Regions from separate parts of the Homo sapiens genome. Here regions 1 and 3 are each linked to region 2. Evidence: chromatin contacts called from ENCODE Hi-C or POLR2A ChIA-PET data. All regions are on one chromosome and are shown on one strand. Each heading gives the region's core, a stretch centred on a gene start or an enhancer-like site at or near the end of the contact. The rest is flanking DNA. Distances are from core to core; before and after follow the strand shown.

The links. Hi-C counts contacts between places; a loop is a spot of excess contacts on that map. ChIA-PET counts read pairs that join two places held with the same protein, here RNA polymerase II (POLR2A). Pooled maps may share reads with other maps.
Region 1: a loop to region 2 is called in a pooled map, with 5 times the contacts of the local background. The contact joins the enhancer-like site here to the promoter of MACROH2A1 in region 2. A Hi-C loop is called at or near these places in 1 of 37 single-sample maps with no recorded cell type and 4 of 50 pooled maps. POLR2A ChIA-PET finds 5 or more read pairs at or near these places in 1 of 52 experiments (activated CD4-positive, alpha-beta T cell).
Region 3: a map of B cell shows a loop between it and region 2 (11-fold over the local background). The contact joins the promoter of SMAD5 here to the promoter of MACROH2A1 in region 2. A Hi-C loop is called at or near these places in 1 of 168 maps with a recorded cell type or tissue (B cell), 3 of 37 single-sample maps with no recorded cell type and 7 of 50 pooled maps. POLR2A ChIA-PET finds 5 or more read pairs at or near these places in 1 of 52 experiments (MCF 10A).

Annotation. Positions count from the first base shown.
Region 1 is chr5:136,029,490-136,033,945 of GRCh38, forward strand. It overlaps TGFBI (transforming growth factor beta induced), which reads left to right. Exons shown (of 17, transcript NM_000358.3): 2 at 4,274-4,372. Among named protein-coding and RNA genes, the nearest start is that of TGFBI, 2.7 kb to the left of the region's middle. RefSeq lists an enhancer at 1,716-1,785. Within about 2 kb of position 3,207, at least 3 of the 41 ENCODE cell types and tissues checked have a DNase peak (open chromatin) inside an H3K27ac peak, as active enhancers do.
Region 2 is chr5:135,396,730-135,401,664 of GRCh38, forward strand. MACROH2A1 (macroH2A.1 histone) reads right to left here and starts at 2,502. Exons shown (of 9, transcript NM_138610.3): 1 at 2,333-2,502. RefSeq lists silencers at 1,838-1,897, 2,208-2,377, 2,388-2,847 and enhancers at 2,748-3,253, 3,254-3,759.
Region 3 is chr5:136,130,175-136,135,028 of GRCh38, forward strand. It overlaps SMAD5 (SMAD family member 5), which reads left to right and starts at 2,671. Exons shown (of 8, transcript NM_005903.7): 1 at 2,671-2,788. SMAD5-AS1 (SMAD5 antisense RNA 1) reads right to left here and starts at 4,716. Exons shown (of 2, transcript NR_026763.1): 1 at 3,176-4,716. RefSeq lists enhancers at 1,935-1,994, 2,025-2,074 and a silencer at 2,385-3,024.

The DNA of each region.
Region 1 (4,456 bases), core at 1,957-4,456, 630 kb after region 2:
CCCAGCCACTGCAGAAAGGGGGAAATGGCAACTCTTTGGCCATAATCACCGTGGGAGGGTGCCAAGGGCAAAGCCCACCCAGCAGTACACCTATTCCAACCCAGCCAGGCCCCCGGCCAGCGACTCCAGACAAGAACCTGGGCCACACACGGTGGCAGCATCTAAGGTGCCCCAGGCTCCTGTGCTCCTGGCCAGGCCCTGCACTCAGACACTGCTGGCACCCGACACTGCTCTCTGGGTACAGCAAGGGCAATGTGGCACTTCTTGTCCTGCCCGATGAAGAGCAGGAGAATGCACTGGGCCCTCACACACACTGTTCAAATGGGGAAACTGAGTCCTGAGTGGTTCCACTTTCCCACAGTCCTGAAGTGTGCACTGGAGCCAGGATTGGAGTCTGTCTTAAAGTAATAGCTGGGTTTGTAAATGTAGGACACTATCATTGCAGGAATTCCTTTGAGACCCTGAAGATGTGTTGGCTTTAGGAGACAAACTCAAGCAGAAGGTCTGGTCTGATAGTGGCCCTAATACTGACCCAGGCAGAGGCAGGCAACATTTCTACCTCAAAAACCAGGCCATACCTGCGTCACAAATACCCAGGCTTTGCTGCAGCTTCCAGCCTACCTGGTTGCACCAACTTCTTTTTCATAACTAGGTAAAACTATATATGAGTAGAATCTTGTAGTGACTCCTCAGAGGAAGCCTAAATACCATCGGGGTCTGGCGTTCACACCCACAAGCAATGCCCAAACCTCCAAGAGACTGGGCAGATCTGTGCTCAAATCAAAACTCATTGTTGGGGGTGATAGAGTTGACTTCACAGGCCCTGAAAGTCTTGGCTCCTTGCACTAGGAGTGCTCTGGGTACGGGTACAGGCTGCCCCTTGTAGGGCATAGTTGCTCTTGTTTCCTCTACTTGTGGCTTTATGGTCTAGGCCTTTCAGGAGTTTGGGGCTCTGGCGGAGAGGGCCTGCTGGGAGCACATCTGGCCACCCTGCAGAGTGAAATCAAACCAGGCCTGGCTGCAACCTCAACACCCTCCTGGAAAGAGGAGAATACTGGGGATATCCTGGGGTCTTTCTGGAAGTGGGAGAATCAGCTTTGACTTGGGCAGTGTGCAGAATAGAGTGAGGGGGGATGTCAGAAAGATGAGAGGGATATGAGGCCTCAACATCAAAATGCAAGCACCTGGCATTTTTATTATCTCTGCCCACCTCTCCGTTGGTCTCTCTGCCTTTCCTGCCAATGAATTGTGTTATGTTTGGGTGCCTCAATTTGCCTAGGAGGGTTCTATTTCTTCTGTATCTTCGCCACTAAGTCAGGAGAAGATCCTTATAGCATGCCCTGCAACAGTGTCACCTGTAAGGGCATCTCTCTGCACAGCCACAGTGAAGGATCCTCAAAGGTATTGAGGGCTTTCCATCAAGAGCCATCTTTACAGCAAACCTCTTTCCCTTCAGAGCCCAGAAGAGTGCTGACCAGCTGGAAAACAGGGTTTTTTTCTTAAATGCAGATGCTCTTGATTATGAGTTCCAGATATTAGATCAACTTCCCCACCATACCCCTGCAGGCAAAGCCTCTTAATTAGCTTCCTGCAGCACAGCTGGAAAGGCCTATTGTAATCTGTGATGGGCAGAGTAATCTAAGAAGTCACAGGAGCACCCCTGTCCCAGTAGAATCTGGATGCGCAGGCACATGAACCATGGCAAAATGGTTGCAGGCACAGTTGTATTTACTCTGATCTAACTGTCCCTGTTAATGCCACAGGGCTGCCTGGCCTGGCACACAGGGCTGTGGCGCCTTGTGCAAATGGATAACGTTGTTCTAGCTCCAGCCTTTCATTCAAAGTGAAAACTGTTAGAAAGGGAAGGAAAACTTTGCTATTTTAAGGAATTGTAGCGTGCTGCCTGATATGAAGGAAGAAATAACAGCTGTGCCTTGCTTGTGCGCAGCACTCGATTGCCGCTTTTGCTTTCGACCTCACCACAACACAGTGAGATCTACTGTTCATGTTCCCATTTTACAGGAGGTGAAACTGCAGCTTAGTGAGGTAGAGAGTGACTTAGTTCAGACACAGAATGCTGTTGGGAGAGTAATAACTATGATATGGTCTCTTGACTCCCAGCTATATCTGTGTTGCTATAGGGAAGGGGAAAAATAATACTGAAAGAGAAGTAAAAATACAATCACACTTCCAAACATCAACCACCAAAAACTGAACTGAATTTCCTGAAGCACTTGGTTTTCAAATCTAAGCTGAACATCAATGCTGTTATTCTTGAGGCCCAGAAGCAACTTGCTCATTTCAATTAAGCTTCAGCATGAACTTCCTATGTACACAGCCCACCCACACTCCCCGATGTGAGAAGGAGAGGGTCACAGCCGCCCCCAGCCTCTGCTGCTGCCACAAGGACAGCAGCAGTGGAAACATTCAGCAAAGGAATGTTGGAGCCACATCCACAAGAGACTCACTGAAGATTCGCCAAACGCCTACGGAAAGTGGCAGGGAATTCATTGACAGTAATTGTTTCCTGCTTGATCAGATTGAAGAGCTTCTGGGATTCTGTAACAATAAATAGGACCGGGGGCTGGAGTATGGCCAGCAAGGACTCTTCAGGGGTTATTCAGGGACTGTCTAACCTGTGAATCCTAGGCAGCAAACAGAAACCAGGTATTCAGAAATCTGGAGGATTTGGTCAGGCCCAGCTAGGACTAGGGAGGCATGGGCCTCTGCTGGCTGTGGTCCCTTCTCCAGCCTTCACTTCTCTTGTCCCTAGATCCTTACATGGATTCATTAATGCTCATTGTCCCTCCTGGGCCCACTCACTTTCACCTGTTGAACAAAAAACTGGCCAAGAGGTGACAGTCATATCACCGCAGAAGAGACAGGGCAGAGAAATGAAGGGGCAGAATGGACTCCCACCCAAAAGCCTGACTCTGAATATTTGAGAATTGTTCAAGTTCCTGCAGAGGAATCATGATGGGGACAGTAGGTGTAGTTTTTACTGCAATATTGGTGTCTTCTTAACAAATACGCTGCACATCAAGTGATGTCTGTGGATGGCATTCTTAAAGTAACAGGGAAATTGATGTTAAAGAAATACTTCATCCTTTGGGTGATACCTGAAGTTCTCTGAGCTTGGAGGTCTTGTGAAAGCCCTCAGTATTGTTTGTTTTATTTGCTTTCCTCTGACTTGTGATTCAGTCAGATGCATGCCTGCCTCTGGCTCAGGAAGATCAACCCTCTCCTGACTGACCACGCCTCTCCTGACTGACCACGTAGCACAGCAGCTTCCTTTCCCTAGGGGCTCCTAATGAAGCTTTCACAATCACCTGGCCTGAGCACAGTTTGGGTCAGGACTTGGTATACTTGAAAAAAACATGCAAAACCAAAATCCTGTGGTTCTGGAAAAGGCTTCTTAGCAGAACCCCCAGACATTTACACTCTGCTTTTTCACAGGGTCCCTGAGGATTCTTTGGATCTGGGTAGTTTGGGGAGCAGTATTTTCAACAAGTTCATTTCGTGCTCCTTCTACACCCTGCCTGGATGCTAGGCCCCATCTAGAATGTGAACAACAGAACAAGGCAGAACACTTGTCCTCAAGGTTCTGTTGAGTGTTAGATGCAGAGAAGAGACACCCCCCACCTCCCCGCATCACTTACAGGAATTCTGTTTGGAACCCAACATCAAATAAGGACCGTATCCACTGTCAGAGGATGGGAAGCAGCATGTCATCTGGGACATTGGAGAAAGGCTCCTGGGGGAAGTGGGACTTGAGCTGTGATCTAAGTAATGAACAACTGAGAGTTAAATGGGAGAGCATCCCCTATCAGGGTCCTGAGAGCAACCAGCCATGGTTTAAACCAGCTATAAAGCCTCGGGTTTATAGGATAGACAGTAACAATGGCTTGTCTTTGGGAGCCAAGCAGCTGGTCCAGGCATGCAGAGCATGTCTGTATGGAGAGCTGCCTGAGAGATGCTTTTGTTTACACTTATCAATTGCCCATGTCAAAGAAGGATATGTACATGAAGTTACATCAGTATGTAAGAGAGATTTTAACAATTTTTGCAGGGGAAGCTTTCATGGGGGCTGATGGGAATCTAGGTAAACAGAACCAAAGTCTAAACCCAAGATATCCCCAGTACCAAGACTGAAATGACTCTCTCCTCTATCTCTAGAAAGTTCCAGTGACCCAAGGAGGCAAACACGATGGGAGTCATTAAAGTGGGGTGGACGTGCTGATCATCTTCCTAATTCTGCTGCTTTTGTTTTCAGCCCCAACGTGTGTGCTGTGCAGAAGGTTATTGGCACTAATAGGAAGTACTTCACCAACTGCAAGCAGTGGTACCAAAGGAAAATCTGTGGCAAATCAACGTGAGTATCTGTAACCAGCCAGGAGACCAAGCTGTATGCACGCTGGCTGCAGTTCCCCAGGGCCTGGGCCAGCCTTCTAGAAGG
Region 2 (4,935 bases), core at 1,252-3,751:
CTCCCCCAAGGTAGGGGCTAGGCATTTCTTAATCACGGCTGTGTCCCCAGTGCCTGAACAGGAGCTGATTCTCAGGAAATCTTTATGGAAAGACTCTGAGACACTGACCTGACAGGTTTGGTCCAAGCAAACAAGCTATACAACTCTTTGGAATGAAGAGTTGACTCACTCAGGCTCACTTGTAAGCACTGAGGCAGGGCCCAAAAGACCTCTAAACCTACAGAATATGGGAAGGACCCACAGAGATCTGGGCCCCAATCACTCCTGCCCCTTCCCAGCCCATGTTCTAGGAATGGGGCTCTGAAAAGGCTGTCACAAATCCTTGGGGACACTCAAATAAAACCAGAGGCTGTTGCAGTTCTGATGAACAACACATATAGAGTCTTGTTGGGTTCTTCGGCTTGAGGTTTTCAGTTTATGCTTTTATTTAAATAAATCTCCTTTAGGTGACTTGGGGCCGCATTAGCTCTGAAGGCAGGTCCCAGAACACATGCCCTCTGAGCTTCTCAGTGGGGAAGGAATGCGAGGCGCTCCTCAAGTTCGCCTCTCTCAGGGACCAGAAGAAACATCAGATGGAGATGTGTCACTCCCTGACACTGGCCCATTTGGTAAAAACTAAACCAGTGGCATGGTTGTATACTAGAATGTCACATGTGAAGTTCCAGACAATTCTTAAAGTTTAATAAAATGTGAGTTAAATTATGCCTCCTTCTAAAGGCCTGCCTCAAACAATTTTCATTTAGACAACCCTCTTAATGCCTTATCTAGGGATCAGCATTAACAATGGTGACAGATCGAAGCCAAAGAACAGACTGGAAAGATTTCTCTCTCCTTGTAAAACTAGAAGGGGGAAGAATTTGAAGTCTTTCAAGAGTTTTGTTGTGTTTAAGAAAAAATAAGTTTGAAAACATACTCATCCTCATCAGAGAGTCTCTTGTGCAAGACTGAGATGCTGCTGCCCAACTCTAGTTAAATGTGTACAATGGGTATTAATTCCAGTTGCAGGCAAGAGGTGTCCATTTCAGAGTTAACACCTCTGACAACAGGCTAGTAGCCTAAAGGTGGCCTGCAGTAGGTGAATTCCACCTAATTTACAACTCGAGTCTCCCATTCAAACCTAAGACTGTTAAAAAATGCCCGACTCCCTGGAGCAGGGAGCTTTGGAACAAAACACTTCCCTTACCCCCTACTTTAACGGTAAAACCTCAAACCACAAAGGTGGAAGAAAAGAGGGAAGCTAGCAGGAGTGCCCCCTCTAATTGTCTATTCTTATGTGCTGTTTACTGGGTCATTAAAATCTTACAAGGCCTTTATAGTCATTGTAATTGTTGAATTCAAGGTTTGTCCCAGTTGTTTGTACAGAAGTCTCTCACTTTGAAACTCAGAAACATTTCCCCTAACATCTTGTCTAAAAGAACCTTTCAAGCAATGTACTGACCAACTCCTTGAGTGATCTGTGGCCCCTGCAGGAGTGGGGGTAGGGAGCGCCATGTCGCACACCTGTTGTCAGGTGACACTGCCAGCAGCATCCTGCACACTCACCTCCCCACTCCACCCCACCCCCAGCGAGGCTCTTTCCTGCTGGCCTTCTCCACCCGGGGAAGCCTACAGCCTTCCGGAGTTACCTTTTAAAAAAAGCAAACCCTTCCTACCACAAAGCAAACAAAAGGCTGATACCGAGACAATCGGGAGCAGCGGGGGTTCCCGTGGCCCCTCTCCAGCCCATCCTTGGACCACTCCCCAACCCGGTCCCCCGCACCAGCCCGGCTTCAATCCCGCGAGTAGCCCCCGCCTTCCCCTCCCTGCAGATAGCGAGCCAGACGCCTACACCTCGGCCCCCCGGGGCTCGGGCCCGACTTATTGTGCCGGGGCCGGCAACTCGCGGGCCGGCGGGGGCCTCACCAAGTACAACTCTGCTCACAGCAGCTCCCGGGTGCCCAGGCCCAGACTGCCTAGCCAGCGCCGCGGGGCCTCCTGCGGCCTCGGGCCTGGCCCGTGAGCCCGCCCCAGGAAGGGTCGCCAGGGTAGGCGCCAGCACCGCTTTTTTCCCACAAAAGCGCCCAGGCGCGGGCAGGGGGATGCGTTTCGAAGAGAAGTTGGTTTCCAGGTTTCTTTTTTGAACAAAACCAAAGGGAATCCCGCGCGGCCCGACAAGGCCTGGGAGGACGTAGTGCACGCGCGAGGACCCGGCGTGGGCCACACCGAACCCGGCGGCCCGAGCCCGGCCCGCACCACACCGGTGCGCGCCAGGCCGGGCCGCTCCCGGGCACCCGCGGCCGGACCCGAGCGGCGGGGACAGGGAGTGCGGCAAGGGGGCCCGCGCGGCACTTACGCGGCGGCTCGGTGGCGGCGGCGGCAGCTGCAAGGTGTCTCGGCCTGAGCCCTCCTGGCCGCTCGCGCCTTTTCTCTCCGCGCTCCTCGCTGGCCCGCCCGCCTCTTCGCTTCCCGCCCGCGCGGCCCGCGCTCTCCCCCTCCGCCCGGCGCCGCTGCCGAGTGAACTGGAACCAGTCCTCGCGGCCGGCTTCCCACAATGCACAGCGCGCCGCTCGTCACATCCCTTCGCGGCCCCGAGCGTCCGGCCTCCGCGCCCGTGCCGCCCGGCGCCCCGGCCTTGACCCCGGGCCCGCGCCCTACCCGTTGACGCCGGCCGCTCTGCGCCCAGGCACCAGCCCGCACCCCGGACGCGAGGTCTGACCCATGACCCCGGGGACGCCCAGAGCCCAGTCCTTGGGAAGGGCCAGGCCCCTGGAGAGGAGCTTCTTCAGGGCGCGTCCCAGACTCTGCGTCTCGAGTGAACGCCTACTGTGTGCCTGGCTCTGAGCACGGGACTGTCGCTGCCACGGCATCTTTAGGAACCTTCCCACTAACCCAGTGGGAAGGCACAATGGCTGTTACCAGCGATCGCTCTTCCCTCCCCAGTCAATGCCAACTCCCCCCTGCCCCGCCTCAGAGACCCCGCTGTCTTTAGATACAGGCCACCGCCAAGCCCTGGTCTGCCCCAAGATCAATTACTGCGCACCCGGTTCCCCTGGGGTCCTTCAGTTAATCCTCCTCACCCCGAAGTCTGGAACCTGCCTTGCACATGGAAGCGGTTAGCTACTTCGCTTCAGCAAAAGTTCACTTTCGGACCCAAGTTGGGAATTACTAATGTAGACAGTGATTCCTTATCATCACACACGTTTTTTAAAAACTGCGGACAGGCCGAAAGAGGAGGAGCCGCCACAAAGCCCGCCACGTCTTCCTAAATTGGTTTACCGCCTGAAGGCATTGGTGCCCCATCCCGGGTACTTAAATGGGGGCCTGCCCTCTACTCCCCTCCCTCCAAAGTGTGGAGCCGGAAGCCACTTCTCCATCCAGCTGTGAACTAAATTTGGATAATAATACACATCCCTCAGGGTTGATGTGAAGTTTAAAGTGCCGCTACTGGGGATTATGGAGGTAATTAGAGACCCCCACCCCCACCCCCCAGTCCTCAGGCTGCGCGGGAATCGCAGCGGCAGTAACCTCCACCTCACCGGGATGCTTTACACCTTACTTTAAGAGTTTGCAAAACAATGTCCAATACCTGCCATTCATGCATTCGTTAATTCGATTAAGTACTGAGAACGTATTTTGTGTCATACATCGATTTGGGTGCTGGATATGAAACAGCCAAGAGAACAGGCAGAAATCTCTGCCCTCCTGTAGTTTGCAGTCTCGTGGGGGAAAGACAGACAAACGGGAGAATGTGTCAGAGGGTCTCCATGGGGTGGAGAAAAATAAGGCGGAGAAGGGGAATAGGAAGTGTGAGATAAGAGTGAGGCTCAAATACAAGAGAAGGCCTCTATGAGAAAGTAACATTTAAAGCCTGAAGAAATTGAGGGAGCAAGCCGTGTGGATGTCTGGGGAAGAACTGCGCCGAGCATGAGGAATAGCAAGTGCAAAGGCTGGGGTAGGAGTGTGTCCAAAATAGTCAAGACAGAGCGAGTGTGAGGTTGGAGTAGAATGGGTGAAGGGGAAAGTAACAGGAGATGAAGCTGGAAAAATGATGATGCTTATGATGCTTCTGGTCCCAAAACAAAGCATTATGGTTCTATGAGGATCTCCCGAAGAAAAGATGTCAGGAAAGGTGCAGAGACCCTCCCCCACACACCACATTGTTGTTCCATCCTTCTCTGTGCCTTTGGGCAAGGACTCTCCGTTCTGTAGGGACCACCAGGTGGAATTAAAGTCTACACTCCTCCAAGAGCTGATCTTGGGGCGGCCCCACCTCCATGCCCCTCTACAGCGTGCCATTCTCATAGAACACACTAGGACCTTTGTCCTCTGGAGCTGTTCAGTGCAGCAGCTCTGACCTCATCCTTCTCCAGAAGCCTCCACCTTCTCTCCCCTCTCTCCTCCTGCGCTTTGTGTGTCCTGTTCTTCCACTTCGGTGACCTGTCTCCTCCCCTAATCTGGCTCAGAGAGGGGTACCAGCTGCTGCTGCTGCTATTGCTTCTTCTTCTGTTAAAGGTTTTTTATTTTTTTCCAATGACAAAGCTATGCTCATTCTGAAAACATGAAAAATAAAAATGCTCAAAAAATAAAACTCACTCTACATTCATTGCTAGGAGAGAACAGCCTGCTCCCATTCCAGCCTTTTTATCTATATCCACTTAACATTAAACATACAGAGTTTCTACTCTATTTAGTGATTGTCACCTGCACTTTAAACTTAATGGTTCTTTATGAGCATTTTACTGGGTAGTTGTTCTACAATAACATTACTGGAACTGTTTGGGTTTCCCTTGACCCTCTTAAAAATTACTGAGAACCCTGAAGAGCTTTTGTTTTATAGGTTACATCTATCAATATTTGCTTTATTAGAAATAAAAACTGAGAAAAAGTAAATATTTATTAATTTATTTTAAAAATGTTAACATGGAAAGAAATTATATTACATAAATAATGTATTTT
Region 3 (4,854 bases), core at 1,421-3,920, 730 kb after region 2:
GTGCATTGTAGCATGTTCAGCAGTGTCTCTGACCTGCAACGCCTAGATGCTAGTAGCACCGCCCTCCTAGTTGTGACAACCGAGAACATCTTTAAACATTGCCAAATGTTTCCTGGGGGTGCAGTCACCCCTGGTTGAGAATTATAGGACTAAATTGTCCAGAAATAGGTTTCTCTACAAGTAAAGTAAAATTGAGTATTGGAGTTGCTTTTATCTGGTCTTCTTGATCAGGTGAATGGCTAAATGAAAAAAGCAGTTTGTCTATTTTGATGCCCCACTGACTATGTCTATCTGTTCAGATCATCCTGTTCTACATTTGTTCTTAGATCCCATTTGATTGCCAAAAACAGGGACTTCCTTACTTCATTCTTATGGTTCTGGGATTCCTGTTCATTTGCTGTTTTATAATGTTTTTGACTGTATAGATATTTAGTGATCCCTCTGATTTTCCATAGTCTTTGAGGTCTAGGTAATTTCTTAGACCTTCGGAAGGCTGCTGGTGTGGTACTAAAATCTCCATTCCTCTCTTCTATGTTATCTCTTCCAACTTTAGACCTAAACTGAGCTCAAATAGCAAGTTGGAGAGGCTGGAGTTGCTGGCTGATTTGATCAGTATGTGGACACATAACTTAGGAAGCAAAACTGTTGGCTATGAGATTACATATGTGATTATGAAAAGGAATCTTGTAATCACAAATTCTTCTGACGTATGTACAGTGACTGCAAAACAGCAAATAATTTGTTTTGGGAAGGATTTTATTGGCTGTTTGAAGTGAGGAGTATCTCTACTATACAAAATATTTAAACCAAATTGTTATGTCCTATAATGTTCAACAAAGCACTCTGCAAACATCAGTTCTGGAAAAAAAAAAAACGTATCCTCCAAGGCAGGATTATATGCACTTCTGGGAGTTGTAAACCCATGCAGGCTCCAGAAATATTTGCCTTCCAAGGGCTGGAAACTTCTGAATTAACAACAAATAATCAGTGAGTGTGACAAAGAGTTAAAGTACACAGACTTTACTTTCTCAAAGTTTATGATGTAGTAAAGAAGTTTAAGATGGAGACCTGAAATTGCAAACTGGTGGCCAGTAGGCTAAATCGGGACCATGGATTTGTTTTGTTTGGCTTGCATGTAGTTGGCCTCCAGAATGTCTAACAGAGTGAGAGGAAGGGAGCGGGGTGGGGGGCGGGCAGGAGACAGGCAAAGAGAGAGAAAAATAGAAAGAAGTTGCTAAACAGATATAATTGAGATTTTCACATAAAAATCTAAATTTCCAGCTTTGCTTGAAAAATCAGAATATCTGCCAACACTGGGTCCTTATTCCCACATTTCCCTATGGTAACAGTTGGCTGGAATGAAATAGCAGTGACCCCTTTGGTCTCTGGAACTAGACACTCACTCTCTGGTCTCTTCCCCCACTTCCCCTTCACTCCTTTACTAGCCCTCTGTCACCATTTCAGATGGCCACCCCTAATGCAGAGACTTCTGGACATTTATTTAGTTTCTTCTCCACAGAAATAAACTTCTAGAGCCTGGAGCAAAATAGTGGCTGCGCCATTTGTGTGTCAGATGAGATGACCCTGGCTCGGGCCATGGAGGTGGCAATTGAGGTGTGAGAAATGGTCAGATTTAGGATAAATTTTGAAGAAAGAGTCAGTAGAATTTCTGATGGATTGGATTAGGGTGTCAAAGAGCATTCCAAAATGACCCCGATTTTGATTTTTACTTATTTTAAAAAGAAAACCTATAATAGAACATTGGAGAGCCAGTATTGACCTTTTCAAATAAAAACAAAATTATTCAAAAGCTTTTTCTTACTAGTACTATTCAAATCGGGTACCCTATGTGGTACCAATATTATATTCTAGGAAATACTGACGGTTTTGGAAATTTGGAGGAAAAAGCATCGAGAAGAGCTCCAATTACTTAGAAAAGAGAGTCCAGGAGATGGGGTGGTGTATATAAGCCTATGGATGGTGTCTCTGCAACTCAGTGGCCCCGCCTGTCCAGGGGCTGGGTCCCCACGGGATCTCCCTCCCCACAAGGAGGTGGAGAGGCTATGTGTCTTGAACAACTGGGGTTGCGATCCAGTGTATGGGCAGTCCCACTCCTGGAACTCCAGGGTGGGCACTCGCTCCATTTCCACAGGCCCTCAAGGGTTCCAGGATTGCCCCGTGGGAGGGGTTTTAGTGCTGCATCTAGTAAGAAGCTGTAAGATGCTCAGAAACATGTTTTGAAGCTACTTTGCACAGAAAGAAGACTCTTCATTCAGATTTGTATTACAGATCAATAAAAGTAGCTAAGTCGTATCTGAAGATGTTTTTGTTTACACTTTGTATGTGACAGAAAACCTCCAGTTGTCTGTGTCAAGGACAATTACTTAATTTTATTACAATGTATACTGATTTGGTTAGTGGAAGCTTCTAGCGCCTACTGTGGTGGTGGTGGGAGCTATCTGATTCCCATTCCCAGGCCTGGCCATCGACGCGAAGGCCTCCAGCTGATCGGAAGTCGGCGTTGGCCGGCGCGGAGCCCGGCGCGGAGGCTTCTTTCAGCCGCCCGGGCAAGACACCCCTCCCTCGGTCCCGCAGCGGTCACTCCGCCTCTGGCGCGCATGCGCCGACCCCAGCGGGCGTCCTCCCGGGCTCCCTCTCCCTCCCTCCCTCATCCGGGTCCTGGGCGAGCGGGCGCCGTGCGCGTGTCCCGCGGCCGAGCTGCTAATAAAGTTGCAGCGAGGAGAAGCGCAGCGACGGCGTCGGGAGAGCGCGCCTAGCCGGCTCGCGAGTGAGTGAGGGTCCCCGGCGCGCGCGGGCGAGGGGAACTGGGGGCTGCAGGCTCTGCCCCGGCGGACTCGGGCCGAGGCGGGGGCGTTCGGCCGCGGACGGAGCGGAAACGACCCAGGGCCTGTCGGGCGGGAGGTAGGCCGAGTCCTGGCCTGCCGGGGTCCCGGCTGGCGGACACGGTGCGGCCCAGCGGCTGCGGAGGCCTCGCTGGCTGCCCGGGGCGTCCTGAGGCGGGGCCGGGGCTGGCCCTCGTCCCAGCCCCGCTGTTACCGCCCAGACTTTGGAGGGAGGCGTCTGGGACGCCCTGGAGGGGACCCCCTGACCCCGCGCTGTCCTGGGGAGCGGTTTGCTTTCCTAACTCATCGGATGTACCACCCTGGATACACACCCTTGATAGGACTGCGGTGCTCGGCCGGGCAGCCTGGGCTGCTGCACTGCGAAGCTGTCCAATGGCTTGATGAATCCGTGCCGCCGTCGCTTTGTGTTTCAAAGATAAGGATCCGCGCTTATCGGTGGGAATTACACTCTGGGCAGTTGTGACCGGCTACTGCAATCAGCTGGTAGTTAGACCTGGTTTCTGCCACTTGCCATGTCAGTTTTCACCACTGCAAGGATTTCTTCTACTTCATGTAAACTTCTCTGTGCTGCAAAGAGAATGCCAAAGCAGCGTCTTTTTGCCTTCACCATATTCAGCCGCTGGCCGGGTCCTATACTTCAATATCAGGGCTCAAATTAATATTCCAGTCTCTTCCCCTCCCCTTTTCCCCTCTCCTCCTTTCAGCTGCTGTTACTACGTGGAGTTTGGAGCCTAAGCTTTGAAAACTCCCATGTGGCGCGCCCGTCTTAAGTCTGAGCATGCTCAGTAGCCAAAACAGATTTTTGGTTGCAGAACTCGGGCGAGGATACTTGGGGTATTTGGACGTTTGCCGGCTTCCCAACAGAATGTTCCGGTTCTGGTGGTGATGGCATTGGAGAATGGGGCTTAGGCAAGCCTGTAGGTGAGGAATGGCTGAACACCCTGAGCCAGATGTTTATCTTGATTGTAAAGACAATGTTTCCTGACCAGCTGGAGCTTTGGGGGGGGGGGGGGGGTGTTGCGGGGGGAGGGAGCAATTTTGGTTGCTTGTGCATTTAAATGGGTGTGGCGCTAAGTATATCTTGTTTACCTTATCTTTCTGTGGAAAAGTTTTGATGTCTAGGTTTGTCACATCATGCCTGTTGCCTAGCACTACCAAAAGGGTTGTTATCTAGCAGCAAAGATTGAATAGGTGGAGGTCGTGGCTTGGCCTCACAGAAGTTGAGAGGAAAGGGTACTTGGGTTGCGTTTTTGAAAATTCGTATTTAAAACTAGAGTACTTGAATTTCCTTAGAGTACCTGAATTGCCCAGAGTGAATTAGTTTTTAATTTTAATTTGAAAGACAAAAGATTGAAAACCTTAGTCCCAGTAGGTTTAGTAACATTCCAAATAGCTTACAATTTCTGCTAGATGCCAATGCAGTAGTATCCATTGTGGGGAAAACAGTACCTACATTCAGTGTGACAGTTTCACATTTATGGATCCAAATATCATTATGAAATTAGTGTTCCAAATTTAAGGAGCTATTTGCAGATGTATAACAAATTATTTTAGTCTTTTATTCCTTTGGTAACTATTAATATTTTTTTCTCTACAGTGAAAATTGTAAAAATGCAAAACTTAGACAATTTAACAAAACTTAACCTTCATAAAGGTTGTAGATACTATGTTTAGATTTATAAAGTTTAATTTTGATGATTATTTGTGTGATTGTTCCTATACAGCTTCCTTTCCTTCCCTTTCCACATTGTTGCTCCCTCAGTCTTTTTTACATTACTGCTGTTAATTTACCCATGTATCTTTGTTAAAAATACCTTATTCATCATTTTGTGCTTCCATTCCTTTCAGATCATAGCTGAAATAAGCAAGAAAAGTTAGATTAACCTTCTCAACTGACTTTACTCTCAGGTTTTAAAGGCATCCACATGATATGGTCTAGTTAAAAGGAGGAAGAGAGCAGCAAACTGGAAAAAAAGAATAAAATATTTTC